Regions from separate parts of the Homo sapiens genome. Here all the other regions are linked to region 1. Evidence: chromatin contacts called from ENCODE Hi-C data. All regions are on one chromosome and are shown on one strand. The core of a region is the stretch at or near the end of the contact, and the rest is flanking DNA. Distances in the headings are between cores, read along the strand shown. Region 1 holds the start of PRKAB1-AS1 (PRKAB1, TMEM233 and CCDC60 antisense RNA 1). Region 2 holds the start of RFC5 (replication factor C subunit 5). Region 3 overlaps WSB2 (WD repeat and SOCS box containing 2). Region 4 holds the start of MLEC (malectin).

Region 1 (3,654 bases), core at 839-3,338:
TTAGTTCCTTTTGGACATAACACATAAATACCAGCTGCCAGAATCACTAAGTGTCCTTGGACTGAGCCCTGCGGCTGGAAATATCCACCATATGAAGGTGGTTAACAGGAGTGTGGTTGAAGCAGGAGTTAAGTCACCTGAGTTTTTGAATTTAAACAGGCTGCAGCAGGAAGAAAAATGTTTGCACTGGCCTGCTTAAGCACGATTAAGTCATATTTAAACAACACTAGAGAGAAGTTCAGTAGCTGCTGGCTGCCTCCTTCAGACAGACCCTCACCGCCCACTGACCTCTAGAAGCTGAAAGACTTTTCTATGTACGCTTTAAAAAAAAGCAGGGTGAGGCCGGGAGTGGTGGCTCATGCCTGTAATCGCAGCACTTTGGGCGGCCCAGGCGGGCGGATCACTTGAGGTCAGGAGTTCAAGACCAACCTGGGCAACATGGCGAAACCCCACCTCTACCAAAAATACACAAAATTAGCCAGGCATGGTGGCACACGCCTGTAGTCCCAGCTACTCGGGAGGCTGAGGCAGGATGGTTTGAGTCCGGGAGACGAAGGTTGCAGTGCCCCGAGATTGTGCTACTGCCCTCCAGCCTGGGCAACAGAGTGAGACTCCATCTCAAAGAAGGAAAAAAAAAAAATAAGTAGGGTGGGTTCAGTGGCTCACGCCTGTAATCCCAGCACTTTGGGAGGCCGAGGCAGGCGGATCTCCTGAGGTCAGGAGATGGAGACCATCCTGGCTAACACGGTGAAACCCCGTCTCTACTAAAAATATAAAAAATTAGCCGGGCGTGGTGGCGGGTGCCTGTCGTCCCAGCTACTCGGGAGGCTGAGGCAGGAGAATGGCGTGAACCTAGGAGGCGGAGCTTGCAGTGAGCCGAGATCGCGCCACTGCACTCCAGCCTGGGCGACAGAGCGAGACTCGGTCTCAAAAAAAAAAAAAAGTAGGCTGAACCGGCCAGCACCGTAGCTCACGCCTGCGATCCCAGCACTTTGGGAGGCCAAGGCATAAAGATTGCTTGAACCCGGGAGTTCGAGACCAGCCTGGAGAACATTGTGAGACCACCGTCTTTTTTATTTTTATTTATATTTTTTTTTTGAGACGAAGTCTAGCTCTGTCGCCCAGGCTGGAGTGCAGTGGCGCGACCTCGGCTCACTGCAAGCTGCGCCTCCCGGGTTCACGCCATTCTCCTGCCTCAGCCTCCCGAGTAGCTGGGACCACAGGCGCCCGCCACCACGCCCGGCTAATTAGTGAGACCACCGTCTTTTAAAAAATAAGTAGGGTGAATCAAAAGTGTTGGGCAGAACTAAACACCTCTGGCAACTGCCGTCAGCTGTTCCGCTCTACTTTCAGCTTGTATATGTACCTGGTTTGCCTCCAAAATGGATAAATTCCCAAACTAACTTTTACAAAAGCTCCAGTTTGTGTAAAGGTGAGGGAATTTGTCTCAAAGCAGTGCAATTAATTACACCTAAGAGAAAAGCAGAAGCTGGGGCTCAATTACTGTTAGCTCGACTCTGAATTAATTAAGAATTTGAAACTCTGTCCCAGAGCTGCTTTCTCCTTAATGATGTTAAACCAAGTGAGCACCTCCTCCCTCAGGGTGACTTTCTCATATTGGTAATTAGACACAGGTTCTTGGACCGCTAAGAGAACTCTTACAGGACCATCTGGCTTTTAAGTGCACCGGGTAATGTACCACCTCCCTCTCCGTTCTGGTGTTTTTCGAAAGGATGTGACGGGAATCTAGTGGAGGGTTCCTCTCCTCAACATTAGTCAAGGGGAATCGGGTTCCTCCACACCGCTCGCACCTTGATTTCCTCGGAGTGGAAGAGGTCGGCGTCTTCGGGGCTGTCCATCAGGATCTTGGGCCTGTCCCCGTCCTTGGTGCCCCCCGAGCTGTCCCTCCGGGGCGTCTTATGGCCACCATGCCGCTCCAGCGCGGCGCGCTCACTGCTGGTATTGCCCATGATGGGGGTCTGCGGGGACACAGGGAAGGCGGACGGCGCCTCACTGCAGGAAAGGGACCCTGAGCAAGGGACTCCCGGAACCGCGGGTCCCAAGGAGCCTGCGGAAGGAGTCGGAGCACCAGGACACCACGCCCCTCGGGCCGGGAGCCGGTTCCGGCTGAGTCGGCAGGGTTGCCGAGCTCTCGCAATCGCGCTTTACCTGCCCAGGCAAGCCGCGGCAAGAACGCAAGGGGCGCGAAGATAAACCGACACTTTCCCAACCGCTTCACCACCCCTCAGCGACTTCCGCTTCCGGCGACTCCGTAAGTCGGCCCGGCCTAGGGCGTGGAGGTGGCGGCGGCCAGCTAAACGCGCGAGGCTATCTCGATTCCATTTCCGCTTCCGGTCTTGAGCGGTGCGGTAACAGGTGCCCCGGGCCGTCTCTGCAGGCCTCGGAGCGCGCAGTCGCAGTCAGCAGCCGGCCGCCCAGGGCCAGGCCCAGGACGAGGCGCTGCCGAGGGCCGGCAGGGGGCACCCCAGCGCGCGGGCAATCTGAGCCGTTCATGCGCTGGGCTGAATAATGCCATTTAGCTATCTTTGCTCACTTATAGTTGATTCTACACTCTGCAGCCAGAGGGATCTTTCTAAAATGCAAATCTGATTCAGAAACTCCACTTCTTAAAGCCCTTTTAATGCACGTGTTCTCACGCTTTACAGTGCATTAGGTTAACCTGGAGCGCTTGTTAAATGCATCCCCCACTGCAGACCTGCAGAATCATGATTTCTACAGATTAGGGTCGGGGGTGCAGGCAGTCTTGCAGGTATTTGAAAAAATGGCAGACCATAAGATCTCTGGAAATTTCTTATGTCTAGTAGGTTGGGGGTTGTAAAATGCTGGAGTTATTCGTGTATTTTTATTGAGTGTGCAATCTTTTGATAGGTAATTTTGCAAGATATCTTGTAATCACTTCGGAAACATCCTTCTGCATAAGATGCATTAGCGTTTGTCATTTACTCTGGTCAGTGCTTCAACAAGAAGTGCATACAAATACGGTAGTAAAATATTCTCATCTTCTCATTGTCAGTCATTGTCATATTTTGTGGGTTTTTTGGTGTGTGAATATCTCAAAATACTTTGCATTTGCCGGGTCAGGTCATGCATTTCACCCACTGAACATTTATTTAGTACCTAAAAAAGTACCAGACATTGTGCTAAGGAAATGAGGAACACAAGATGACTAAGATAAGGTTTCCTGGGGGGAATTCAGCAGTATGCATCAAAATTTAAAAATGCACCTTCATTTTGACACACAATTTTACTCCTAGGAAACTTGTGCAGAAATACACACATGAAAATTATTTACAAGCATTATCTACAAAATATTTACATGCAAAAATATATTCTAAGATGCACTTGTCACCCCCCATGCCCCCATATATTTTAATTTCTGAAACTGGATGCTTTTTACAATAATGGAATCTTACACTTGGTGAAATAAGGAAATGAAAAACTACAAAATCCTAAAAGTTGTTCAGTAGGAGAATGGCAAAATGAATGGAATACATTCATTTTGTAGAATACCAAGCAACTTTTAAAAAGGGAGAAACCATTTTTAGGTCACTATGGGGAAGTGTCTATGATATTGCAAGGTCCGGAAGCAAGTGAGAGAACAAGTTCAAGGGCAGGAGCTCTGAATTCAGCCTG
Region 2 (3,654 bases), core at 487-2,986, 1.7 Mb after region 1:
GTGTAGTCTCCAGGAATGCTGTTAAACATGCTACAGTGCACAGGACAGCTCCCCTAAACCCACCCAGAGTATCTGGCCCAAAATGTCAATAGTGCTGAGGTTGAAAACTCTGTTCTAACTTCATCTTTCCAGCTGTTTGCCTATAATCTCAACCTGATGGGCACCTACTATTGCAAAGTGCATTTGAAACTGAACTCCTACCCAAATAGACTTCAACAGAAGAATGGATAGGTAAAATCTCTTCTGTCCATACAATGGAATATGATTCAGCCATAACAAGAAATTAACTACTGATACAAGCAGCAACATGCATGAACCTTGAAAACATGATCCTGAGTGAAAGAAACCAGACACAAAAGGCCACATAGTGTAGGATTCCACTTACATGAAATGTCCAGAATAGGCAAATCCATAGATAGAAAGCAGATTAGTGGTTGCCAGGGGCTAGAGGAAGGGGAGAATGGGGAGTAACTGTCAATGGGTAAAGGATTTCCATTTGGGGTGATGAAATTTTGGAACTAGATAGCGGGAAGACTCCACAACAGTACACTGCATTCTGAATGTACTTAATGCCACTGAATTGTACATTTTAAAATGGTTACAGGATGGGCTTGGTAGCTCGCCTCTAAAAGTCCCAGTTCTTCGGAGGCTGAGGCAGGAGAATGGCTTGAACCCCAATGTTTGAGGTTACACTGAGCTGTGATCACACCACTGCGCTCCAGCATGGGCGACAGAGCGAGACCCTGTCTCTAAAAAAAAAAAATACGTAAATACATAAAATAGTTACAACTGTCAATCTTCTGGGTTTTTTTTAACCACAATAAAGACAAATTGAACTAGTTACTAGACAATGACAACTTGCAGCTTTTCGAAGCCAAGCCAAATTGCTTCAAAGTCTTGGAAGCATTGCGAGAACATAGCTGTTTAAGTAGGATGGTTAAGAGTACAAGATCTGAATTCAGACTTCCTAGATTCACCTCCAAGCCAATTTTCTCCCTTGGACCATAGGGAAGTCATTACATCTTTCTAAAATGCAGTTTCCTCCTGTGTAAAATTTGAAGCGGTGCCTACCTCCTACGGTCTTTGTAAGGATCGAACATCTAACAGGGCGTCTGCTAATCTAATAATATGCCATTCAATAAAAGTTGACCAGGGAGCGTTATTACTAGTTTAAAATGTGACCAATAGTCGCATCGCAGGTTTTGAAGAGTGGGAAGAGGGCATTTTGGCATGGAGGCCATTGCAGGCGTCAGGAGACGCGGGATCGAACCCCTGTGCTGTCACCAGGTGCGAAAGCCGCCTTCTTCTTCGGCAAATGGAGCTGGGGGTGAAAGGGTGAGAACTGGCAAAAGCCCTAAACAGAACGGACGAGTCTGGGTAGCTGGGGGGTGTCGGGGGAAACCTCTGCAGGTCGGTCCCGGCTGCAGGCCTGGAGACGACGGGAAGAGGTCGGGTTGGGGTCCGGTCACCTGCCACCCCAGCCACCTCCTCCCCGCGCGGCCGCCTGGCCCCCTCTGCCCACCGCCGCCGCTCGGCCTCCTCCTACCAGGGCAGGTTCCTGATCTTGGTCGCCGCGGGCTGCTCCTGCTGCTTGAGTGCTGAGGTCTCCATGGCGGGGAGACGAAGGTGACCAGATCCGCTGAGATCGTCGCGTCACCCAAGCGCCTGCACAGTGACCAGCCGCGACCTGACCCTGAGACCCTGGCACTTACAGTTCGCGCGCAAAAGCAACTCTCGCGAGACGCGGCCACCAGTTTCCGACTTCCTCCCTCGGTCCCGCCCCCTCGCGTTGCTAGGGCGTCGGTTGCTAGGTTACCGGAGGCGCGGGCCGCCAGCGTCCCTCCAAGCTCCGCCCCTCCAGCCTGCTCTGAACTCTCAGATACCCAGGCGCTTCCAGAGCAGGGCAGCGGGAGAGGCAGGGCCCCCTGCAGCCCCAGTCATCATTACATATTAAGATCTCAAGGCCAAAGCCAATTCCTGCCATCGCCAAGCTTCAAACACTTAAATTCAAAGGAACAAAAGCTGCCGGGGCTCAAAAAAAAAAAAAAAAATCTAAGAAAAAAAACAACACCGAGTAAAACGGCTGGGTCTTGAATATAGATGCCTTTGCGAAAGAAGGCTTGAGATACCTCTCGGCCCCCAAGCTGGGAGGTGAATATTTGGAAATGAAAACAACCCCAAACAAACACAACTGCAACCTACCTATCTCCGGAATCCGTGCCCCTCGCCCAAAAAGTTTAGGGAACCAACCTCCAGAAAACGACTCCAGAGAAAAACAAACAGAAACTTCCAGTTGGGTTAATCTGTGTCGCTGGAAGGTCTAGTTCATGAACACAGAGGACAAGGTCCTTGTGATCTGAGATACTGAGGAGAATCGATATCAACATTTTAGGTTTTTTTCCTGAGGCGAGGAGAATTCTAGATCACTTTTATTTTCTTCTTTTTTGTTGGTCTGTATTTTCTTTTCTTTTTTTTGGTGTCTTGCTCTGTCACCCAGGCTGGAGTGCAGTGGCGCTATCTCGGCTCACTGCAACCTCTGCCTCCCGGGTTCAAGCGATTCTCTGCCTCAACCTCCGGAGAAGCTGGGATTACAGGCGCGCGCCACCACGCCTGGCTAATTTTTGTATTTTTAGTAGAGATGGGATTTTGCCATGTTGGATAGGCTGGTCTCGAATTCCTGACCTCAAGTGATCCACCCGCCTCAGCCTCCCAAAGTGCTGGGATTACAGGCGTGAGCCACTGCGCCTGGCCTGGTCTGTATTTTCCAGCAATGAGCATGCAAAGCATCCATATTGAAGTCTTTTCTTTTTTTTTTTCTTTTAACATGATGAGGAAGACAAAAATCCTGGAGGATTTTTGAGGCTGGCCTGGGGTCAGCAGTGTTCTGATTAGGAGGTAGCAATACTCTTTGCATAGGATTACATCACTGTCACCTGCTTCAGGAACACAGCAGAGGGACAGTGGCAAGTATGTGATGGCAGTTATGGCTTCACCCTAGCCCCTGCCTGGGGACCCCGAAGAAGGGGATCAGCTAGGGCTTGTGATGTGACAGTGCCCCTACTCTGCTTGCTCCCAGGAAACTTTAACACTGGGGGCTTAGATCATTAGCATGCCATTTTTAAACTTTTCTTTCTTTCTTTTAAGATAAAACTGGTTTTATTCATTTTTATCTCCAGGAAGGGAATCATAAATGATTAACAAGTTTTTCTTAAATACTAAGGCTAAAAATCAGCACATGTTTACAATTAATTTGCTGACACATGCTGAGGTGAGATATAGATGCCTCTGAATTAAAGTTATAGAAACACATTAAATATTTGTCATGTATTGCCAAATTCTGGGGTCTTTGAACACTCCTGGGGTTTTGTTCTGTTTCGTTTTTGAGAGAAGGTCTCACTATGTCACCCAGGCTGGAGTGCAGTGGCACAATCACGGCTCACTACACTCTCTAACTCCCCGGCTCAAGTGATCTGCCTGCCTTGGGCCTCTTAAAGTGCTGGGATTATTGGCATGAGCCACTACACCCAGCCCACTTCTGTTTTTTAAAAGGCATAAAATACAAGTGATGGGTATAAAAATAAAGGAAAACAGCTGATACAATTTTAGAAAACAACTGATACAATAACTAAGCAAAATTATGAAAGATTACTAAAG
Region 3 (3,654 bases), core at 820-3,319, 1.6 Mb after region 1:
CTCCCAAATAGCTGGGCTTACAGGCGTGCACCACCATGCCTGGCTAATTTTTGTATTTTCAGTAGAGATGGGGTTTTGCCATGTTGACCAAGCTGGTCTTGAACTCCTGGCCTCATGTGATCCACCCACCTCAGCCACCCAAAGTGCTGAGATTACAGGCATGAGCCATCGTGCCTGGCCGCTGACATTTATTTTTAAGTGGAATAAGATAGCACTTGGCTCAGGTCTTCATCAGCACATACGACTACCCTATTGGCAAACAGGACTCAGAAGCAGACTCAGAAGTCTCTGCACATGCGTTTCAGCAGGGGTCTTCCTAAGGCTGATCTGGTTTATTCTCTCTTATAGTGAGCTCCTTGAGCATGCCCATTGTTTTAAATCCTCAAGAATCCAGACCAGTTGCCTTATTTAAACCTACACCACACGTTCTGGAAGAGCTGTAGAAAAGGGATAGAGAATCAGCCCTGGCTGCAGGGCCTGCAGATTTGGTGGTGGTACCTTTCCCTCCCTCCGTTTGAGTCCTAAGCACTTTGCTTCTGCCCTAACCAGGCACTTCTTACTTTCCACAGGTCTTTCTATGGAGCATGAGGTCCTACACGTTAATTCGGAAGCTAGAGGGCCATCAAAGCAGTGTTGTCTCTTGTGACTTCTCCCCCGACTCTGCCCTGCTTGTCACGGCTTCTTACGATACCAATGTGATTATGTGGGACCCCTACACCGGCGAAAGGCTGAGGTCACTCCAGTAAGGACTGAATCCCTGCTATGACTTTTTTGTGGGGGGACTGATGAGGAACCTGCCTGGGATTAGACATGTCTCTTTTAGAATCTGGGACATGGGAGGGGACAAGCTGGATAAAAAGGCACAGTGGGTCTCTTTTGAGACGGAGTCTCGCTCTGTCACCCAGGCTGGAGTGCAGTGGCGCAATCTTGGATCACTGCAACCTCCACCTCCCGGGTTCAAGCGATTCTGCTGCCTGAGCCTCCCGAGTAGCTAGGACTACAAGCGTGCGCCACCAGGCCTGGCTAATTTTTGTATTTTTATTAGAGATGGGGTTTCACCATGTTGGCCAGGCTAGTCTCAAACTCCTGACCTCAGGTGATCCACCGCCTCAGTCTCCCAAACTGCTATTATAGGCATGAGCCACTGCGCCTGGCCTGGTTCATTGCTTCTTAGTGATGCCTTGTCAATTAAGCCCTCTCAAGTAGCTTTGAGTGTCTTCCAGTCTCCTGATTCAGGTGGCTGTGTGTACTTCTTCGGAATCAGCATTATGAAGCCTCAATATGACTCTTTATTTCCATTTACTAATAACTGTAGTAACAAGTTCAGAAAGAGCCTCTTATCGAAACTGTGCTTTCCAAAATGAGTTTCATGTTCTCACAAACTTGGTCTCCTTTTTCCTTTTGTGTCTGTTGTTTTATGAAGCAAATAATAGGCAGTCCTATAATTATCATGTATCTTAGCCTAAAAAAGACTTGCAGTTTCTACTGTGGCATTAAAGTGAGGGCTGACCTACTTTGCATAAGCAAATTAGCACAAGGAAGTGTTAGTAACCCTTCATCCACAGGACACCTGGAGCCTTCTGAGATACCCTTTTTTTTCCCAGTGTGCAAATCCCAAGCTTTTCCACGAGGGGCACACAATGCATCTTGAGCCCTTTTGTAGCCAGGGCAGTTTGGCTTCCTGCCTAGGGTGATGATGGAGGGTGGAGAGCAGCCATCACTCCAGGCCTGCCATCCTGTTTCTTTCCTTCCCAGCCACACCCAGGTTGACCCCGCCATGGATGACAGTGACGTCCACATTAGCTCACTGAGATCTGTGTGCTTCTCTCCAGAAGGCTTGTACCTTGCCACGGTGGCAGATGACAGGTAACGAAGAGAACTCTCTTTACATGGCCTCAGAACAAGTGCTTGCAAGTAATGGCAGCAAGGCCCTCTTGGTCTGGCCCTGGGTCAGCTAATATCCAGATGTTCTCTCTCCCCATCCAGACTCCTCAGGATCTGGGCCCTGGAACTGAAAACTCCCATTGCATTTGCTCCTATGACCAATGGGCTTTGCTGCACATTTTTTCCACATGGTGGAGTCATTGCCACAGGGTATGTATTTGTTAGCTGAACAGATGGGTGGTGCTTTCTGCTGAGTATACCATGGAGCTTTTTAAGGAAAGAAACCATCTAGAATTTTCTTGCCTATGAGGAAAGCTTTAAGGCAATTCAAGATTATATAAAACTCAAATGATCGATTTTGCTAATAACGGTGTCCCATTTTCTCTGAATATTTAACCTAAATGTAATTAAAGATCTGTAAGTCATGCCACCTAATGGGCCAAGTTCACAAGGGAGAATAAAATTGAGATGATGCATAATATATGGGAAACCATTTAGGGCTAAAAGACCACTTTACAGGTAACATCTATAATTCAGTAGGTGGCACTCTTCCCCCTTATACTTTTGAACTAACTGTGGTCAGATTTAGAAAGGGCTGTGCCGAGAGAGAGACAGAGAGAGCGCTTTGGTATCACAGGTGTCTTGAGTTTTTCTAATCCTATCAGCAGCTTTAATTATTCAGCACCACAATTTTACATCCATTTCCACAGTCAGGGTTACATTTCACTCTCCGAAGTCTCCTGCTCTTTGCAGTCAAAACAGAAACATGAGTATTCATCCTCATGAAAACATGAACATCCAAGCTCTGTCTTAGCATCGGTTTCTGTTTCATTTTAGGACAAGAGATGGCCACGTCCAGTTCTGGACAGCTCCTAGGGTCCTGTCCTCACTGAAGCACTTATGCCGGAAAGCCCTTCGAAGTTTCCTAACAACTTACCAAGTCCTAGCACTGCCAATCCCCAAGAAAATGAAAGAGTTCCTCACATACAGGACTTTTTAAGCAACACCACATCTTGTGCTTCTTTGTAGCAGGGTAAATCGTCCTGTCAAAGGGAGTTGCTGGAATAATGGGCCAAACATCTGGTCTTGCATTGAAATAGCATTTCTTTGGGATTGTGAATAGAATGTAGCAAAACCAGATTCCAGTGTACTAGTCATGGATCTTTCTCTCCCTGGCATGTGAAAGTCAGTCTTAGAGGAAGAGATTCCACTTGCACGGCAACAGAGCCTTACGTTAAATTTTCAGTCCAGTTATGAACAGCAAGTGTTGAACTCTTTCTGCTTGTTTTGATTCAAAGTGCAGTTACTGATGTTGTTTTGATTATGCAACTAAGTAGGCCTCCAGAGCCTCTCTAGTGGCAGAGCAGCTCACACTCCCTCCGCTGGGAACGATGGCTTCTGCCTAGTACCTATCCTTGTGTTTCTGATGCAGTGGTAGCATTGGTTCAAGTTCTCTCCTGCTGTGGTCAGAGTTGCTTCGATGTTGGCCAAGTGCTTTTCTTCTTGGGCTCCCTTCTGACCTGCAGGACAGTTTTCCTGGAGCCATTTGGTATGAGGTATTAATTTAGCTTAACTAAATTACAGGGGACTCAGAGGCCGTGCTCCTGACCGATCCAGACACTATTACTGGCTTTTTTTTTTTTTTTTTAACAATGGTGTGCATGTGCAGGAAATGACAAATTTGTATGTCAGATTATACAAGGATGTATTCTTAAACCGCATGACTATTCAGATGGCTACTGAGTTATCAGTGGCCATTTATTAGCATCA
Region 4 (3,654 bases), core at 460-2,959, 1.0 Mb before region 1:
GAGTCAGCTGAACCCAGGCTACTGTGATCTACATGCCAGGGCTCAACAAACTCCAAGACAAACATAGAACTTCACAAAACAGCCCTGTGTCCCAAGACCCTCACATGTGTGAAAGGCAATAAACTCCTTAATATAACAAACTCCAGGACACTGCAATCGACTTGGGAAGAACTAACTATTTTAGTAAAAGCAAGAGCCAAATCTGGGCATCGCAGAAAAAGAATGAGAGAAAGTGAAGAGTGAGTCTGTCTCCTGGTTGTCTGGAGGTGGCATACTGCCAATTTGGTAGCCTCTGAACCCAGCATACAGTATCAATCTCCTAGCAAAGAACTTCCTTCTGAAACCTGTTTTCCAATCCCTCCAACAGAAGAAACAAAGATTATAAAGCTGATCTTCCAAAACGGTGGTCTCGGGGCAACCTACATCACAAGCCCCTGGTGCAGAAACCTGGATCCCAGCAAAAAAGCTCAATCTACTATAATCAATTTCGAGTGGGGACTAGGAATCTGCATTTTTAACCAGCTGCCCTGGCAATTCTGACACACACTAACTTTGGGAAGGGAGCAGCTCCGTTAAAAACCACTGTTGCCCAGCAAGTTAAGTCACAATCATTTTCCCCCTAAGCTGGAATTAGAACTCTCAGGATCACCTAGGGGAGGTTGTAAGCATTCTCTGATAGACCATTCGGATTCTTACACTGGTTGACCCAGTTCACACACAGCCACCAGCCTCACGTGCAGGATGGCTTCGATAGAACCACCCTCTGGGGGCGGCCTGCCGATTCTACTTTTAAGCACACATATTCTTCGCTCGAAAAGAGGGCGGGGGAGGAGGCTACAATCAAACTTTCCTGGCCCATTCTCTTCGAAGATTCCTTCCTATTCTGGCTAAGAATCAAGCCCCGCTCCTGCAGAAGGGGCAAGGAAAGCGGCCGATTCCTGGGTCGACGAGAATCTCCCAAGAACTGTCTCGACAGGAGAAGCAGGGGCACCCATGACCTACAACCCGCGAGGCCTGGAGGTAGCAAAAGGCCGCCTTCGTCATTTCTCTCCCAGCTTGGATGGGAGTGAGGGGTTGAGAAAATGCAGGATGAGAAATCCAAATATAACTAACTTCTGGCCAACTCTCTGCCTGTATGACTCTAGGTACCTTGGAGCCAGTGCCAGGCCCTGAGCTCAGAGCGGGCCCCCGAAGAAGCTGCAGAGAGAAACTTCGCTCCAGAGACGCGGCCCCAGGGTCGAAAGGGGCTCGGGGCCCGCAGCCCCCGGCCGGCTGCGCCCAGCACAGCAGGCCCTGGATCCCGCGGCTCGGCAGGGGGACTCTCACCTCGGCCCACCCGGCCTTCCAAAGGGTCCTTGCGGAAGTGGATCCCGTGCACGTCCACATGCGCCTCTCCACCCGCGTTGACCGCCCAAATGACGCTCTCGGGCAGCCCGGCCCCCGCCGCGCCGGCCACGCCGGCCACGCCGAGCCCGGGTCCCCGGATCGCCGGCGGCAGCAGCAGCAGCAGCAGTCGCAGGAGCGCCACAGCGGTTCCCTCAACCGCCCAGGCTCCCAGCATGGCGGCCACCACCACGGGGGCAGCCCCCGCCGACCCTCGTCCTCGGCCGGCTGCCAGGCCACCCCGGACTCAGAAAAACAGCGCCACGGGCCGCTCCGCCTGAGCCGCCGGGGACATGTCGCTCTCAGGCCTCCTTCTTCTCAGCCACGGGTACCGCCTCCCACCTCAGGAACAACCTACCCCGCCGCCCTGCCCCCGGCCACGACGCTGCAGCCAATCAGCGCCCGGCCCTCATTAATTACCCACCACCCCGCCGGGAGGCGCCCGCTCATTGGCTGTCAGGCGCGGGAAAGGGCGTGGCTTCTCCCAGGCGCCGGCCCAGCAGTCGGGCACCAGATGGAGCGCGCGCAGAGGGAGTGAGTTCGGTTGAAGCGGCGGTTCGATGCGGAAGTGGCGGGTGCAGCGCCCAGGCGGCCCCGGAATCCCACAGCTGAATGGGAAAGGTGGCCTGGGGGGGGAAGGTTTAGGGTAGGGCGCACTGACATGTCGCCAGCACTTCCGGTGCTCTAGCTCCTGAGACCAAATAGGCTCTGGAGGGGGCGTGGCCGACTTTCCCGCCCCCTCTTCTTTTCTCAGGGAGCAGCATGAGCATAAATTCTAGTAGGAGAAGCAATGGACACTCTCCAGACCTAAGAGACGCAGTCCTTTTCCCCGCGTGAGGGAGAGGACCCATGCTTTCCCAGAGAGGCCGCGGACACAGGTCTCCAGGGAACGAATCCCATGAGAATAAGGCCCCGCCCCCTCCCCTTAGCGGGCTCGGGGCGGGTGGTAGCGTCCAGACGGCCGTCCAATGAGAAGGCTCCAACGCAGCGGAAACGCGTGGCTTTGAGAGCGAGTGGGTGCCAGGCTGCTCGCGTCTCCATGGCGACGGCCTCTGGCCGGCCTCCGCTGCGTAGGGGCGGGACCGAGGCACCCTAGGCGCTGGCGGGAGTCGCCGCCGGCGGTGCCCAGAGTGGATACCGGGGTTGTCCCGCACGGGCACGGCCCGAACTCCCTCCCTGCTCCTTCACAGTTCACCTGGCGCTCTCCCACACTGGCGATCCCTGCGCTTCGGTCGCTGTTCAAACTCCCATTTTTCCGATGGGGAAACTGAGGCATAGAAAGGGACTGAATTTTGCCAAAGGGTCGCACCGCAAGTGTAGGGCAGAGTCAAGGCAAAAACAAAAAAAACAAAAAAACGCTTATGCATTTTCCATAAATACTGGTCGATTTAGAAATTCTCCCTAAAAGGAAAAAAATGTATCAAGTCCCTGCTACCAGGGTTGTCAGATTTGGCAGATAAAATAGGAGAAGCCCAGTTATATTTGAATTTCAGATAAGCAAATGGGACCCACTTATACTAAAAAAAAAAATGCATTGTTTATTAAAATTTAAACAACTGGACTTCTTGTATTTTATCTACCAATCCTACCTACTACTTAGGCAATGAGCTTTGTGCTACATGAACAAAAAACACACCTGGGGTCCCGCATGAGAATCATAGACTTTGCACAACCCATAATGAAATTAATTGTTTAGTTAGAACAGTGGTAAGTGCTATACGGGAACAAAACAGGGTGCCAAAATAGAGACTATCAGTGGTGGATCTAAATGCACCCAAATTCCTTCCCAGGCCCCAAATTCAGACCCCATGGGGGTAACTTTTGGAAGTGTTCCCTCCCGGTCTCACTTTCCCCCCTATTTTGCAAGCATCTGGCCTTACTTCCTCCCATAGACATGTTTCCTGTCCAAGGTGTTTCTTTTTTTTTTTTTTTCTGTCTTTTTTGGAGACAGAGTCTTGCTCTGTCGCCAGGCTGGAGTGCAGTGGTGCAATCTCGGCTCATGGCAACCTCCACCTCCCGGGTTTAGGCGATTCTGCTGCCTCAGCCTCCTGAGTAGCTGGGACTACAGGCGCGCGCCACCACACCCAACTAGTTTTTTTTATTTTTATTAGAGACCGAGTTTCACCATGTTGGCCAGGATGATCTCGATCTCCTGACCTCGGGGTCCGCGGCCTCCCAAAGTGCTGGGATTACAGGTGTGAGCCACCACACCTGGCCTCTTGGGGTTTCTAATTCTACTATTCTCTCTCTCAAACTGTCATCTTTTAAGGA

Evidence for each region. A loop is a pair of places that touch in the nucleus more often than their neighbours do. Pooled maps may share reads with other maps.
Region 2: a loop to region 1 is called in a map of B cell, with 22 times the contacts of the local background. The contact joins the promoter of RFC5 here to the promoter of PRKAB1-AS1 in region 1. A Hi-C loop is called at or near these places in 5 of 168 maps with a recorded cell type or tissue (B cell, CD4-positive, alpha-beta T cell, CD8-positive, alpha-beta T cell and 2 more), 3 of 37 single-sample maps with no recorded cell type and 16 of 50 pooled maps.
Region 3: a loop to region 1 is called in a pooled map, with 5 times the contacts of the local background. The contact joins the enhancer-like site here to the promoter of PRKAB1-AS1 in region 1. A Hi-C loop is called at or near these places in 6 of 50 pooled maps.
Region 4: a loop to region 1 is called in a map of CD4-positive, alpha-beta memory T cell, with 15 times the contacts of the local background. The contact joins the promoter of MLEC here to the promoter of PRKAB1-AS1 in region 1. A Hi-C loop is called at or near these places in 1 of 168 maps with a recorded cell type or tissue (CD4-positive, alpha-beta memory T cell), 1 of 37 single-sample maps with no recorded cell type and 9 of 50 pooled maps.

What each region holds. Positions count from the first base shown.
Region 1 is chr12:119,666,561-119,670,214 of GRCh38, reverse strand. It overlaps PRKAB1-AS1 (PRKAB1, TMEM233 and CCDC60 antisense RNA 1), which reads left to right and starts at 2,088. Exons shown (of 3, transcript NR_188494.1): 1 at 2,088-2,272. PRKAB1 (protein kinase AMP-activated non-catalytic subunit beta 1) reads right to left here and starts at 2,082. Exons shown (of 7, transcript NM_006253.5): 1 at 1,812-2,082. The coding sequence starts at 1,970. RefSeq lists enhancers at 752-1,387, 1,826-2,235 and a silencer at 2,336-2,605.
Region 2 is chr12:118,014,785-118,018,438 of GRCh38, reverse strand. It overlaps RFC5 (replication factor C subunit 5), which reads right to left and starts at 1,736. Exons shown (of 11, transcript NM_007370.7): 1 at 1,547-1,736. The coding sequence starts at 1,611. RefSeq lists a silencer at 1,445-1,494 and an enhancer at 1,859-2,028.
Region 3 is chr12:118,033,426-118,037,079 of GRCh38, reverse strand. It overlaps WSB2 (WD repeat and SOCS box containing 2), which reads left to right. Exons shown (of 9, transcript NM_018639.5): 6 at 570-742; 7 at 1,756-1,866; 8 at 1,987-2,094; 9 at 2,722-3,654. The coding sequence ends at 2,884. It also overlaps a transcript of RFC5 not described here. Among named protein-coding and RNA genes, the nearest start is that of RFC5, 19 kb to the right of the region's middle. RefSeq lists enhancers at 1,348-1,397, 1,408-1,467. Within about 2 kb of position 2,069, at least 4 of the 41 ENCODE cell types and tissues checked have a DNase peak (open chromatin) inside an H3K27ac peak, as active enhancers do.
Region 4 is chr12:120,685,204-120,688,857 of GRCh38, reverse strand. It overlaps MLEC (malectin), which reads right to left and starts at 1,709. Exons shown (of 5, transcript NM_014730.4): 1 at 1,327-1,709. The coding sequence starts at 1,561. It overlaps LOC105370029 (a long non-coding RNA gene), which reads left to right and starts at 1,709. Exons shown (of 3, transcript XR_945449.3): 1 at 1,709-2,004. RefSeq lists silencers at 1,351-1,650, 2,491-2,590 and enhancers at 1,405-1,906, 2,001-2,130, 2,221-2,330.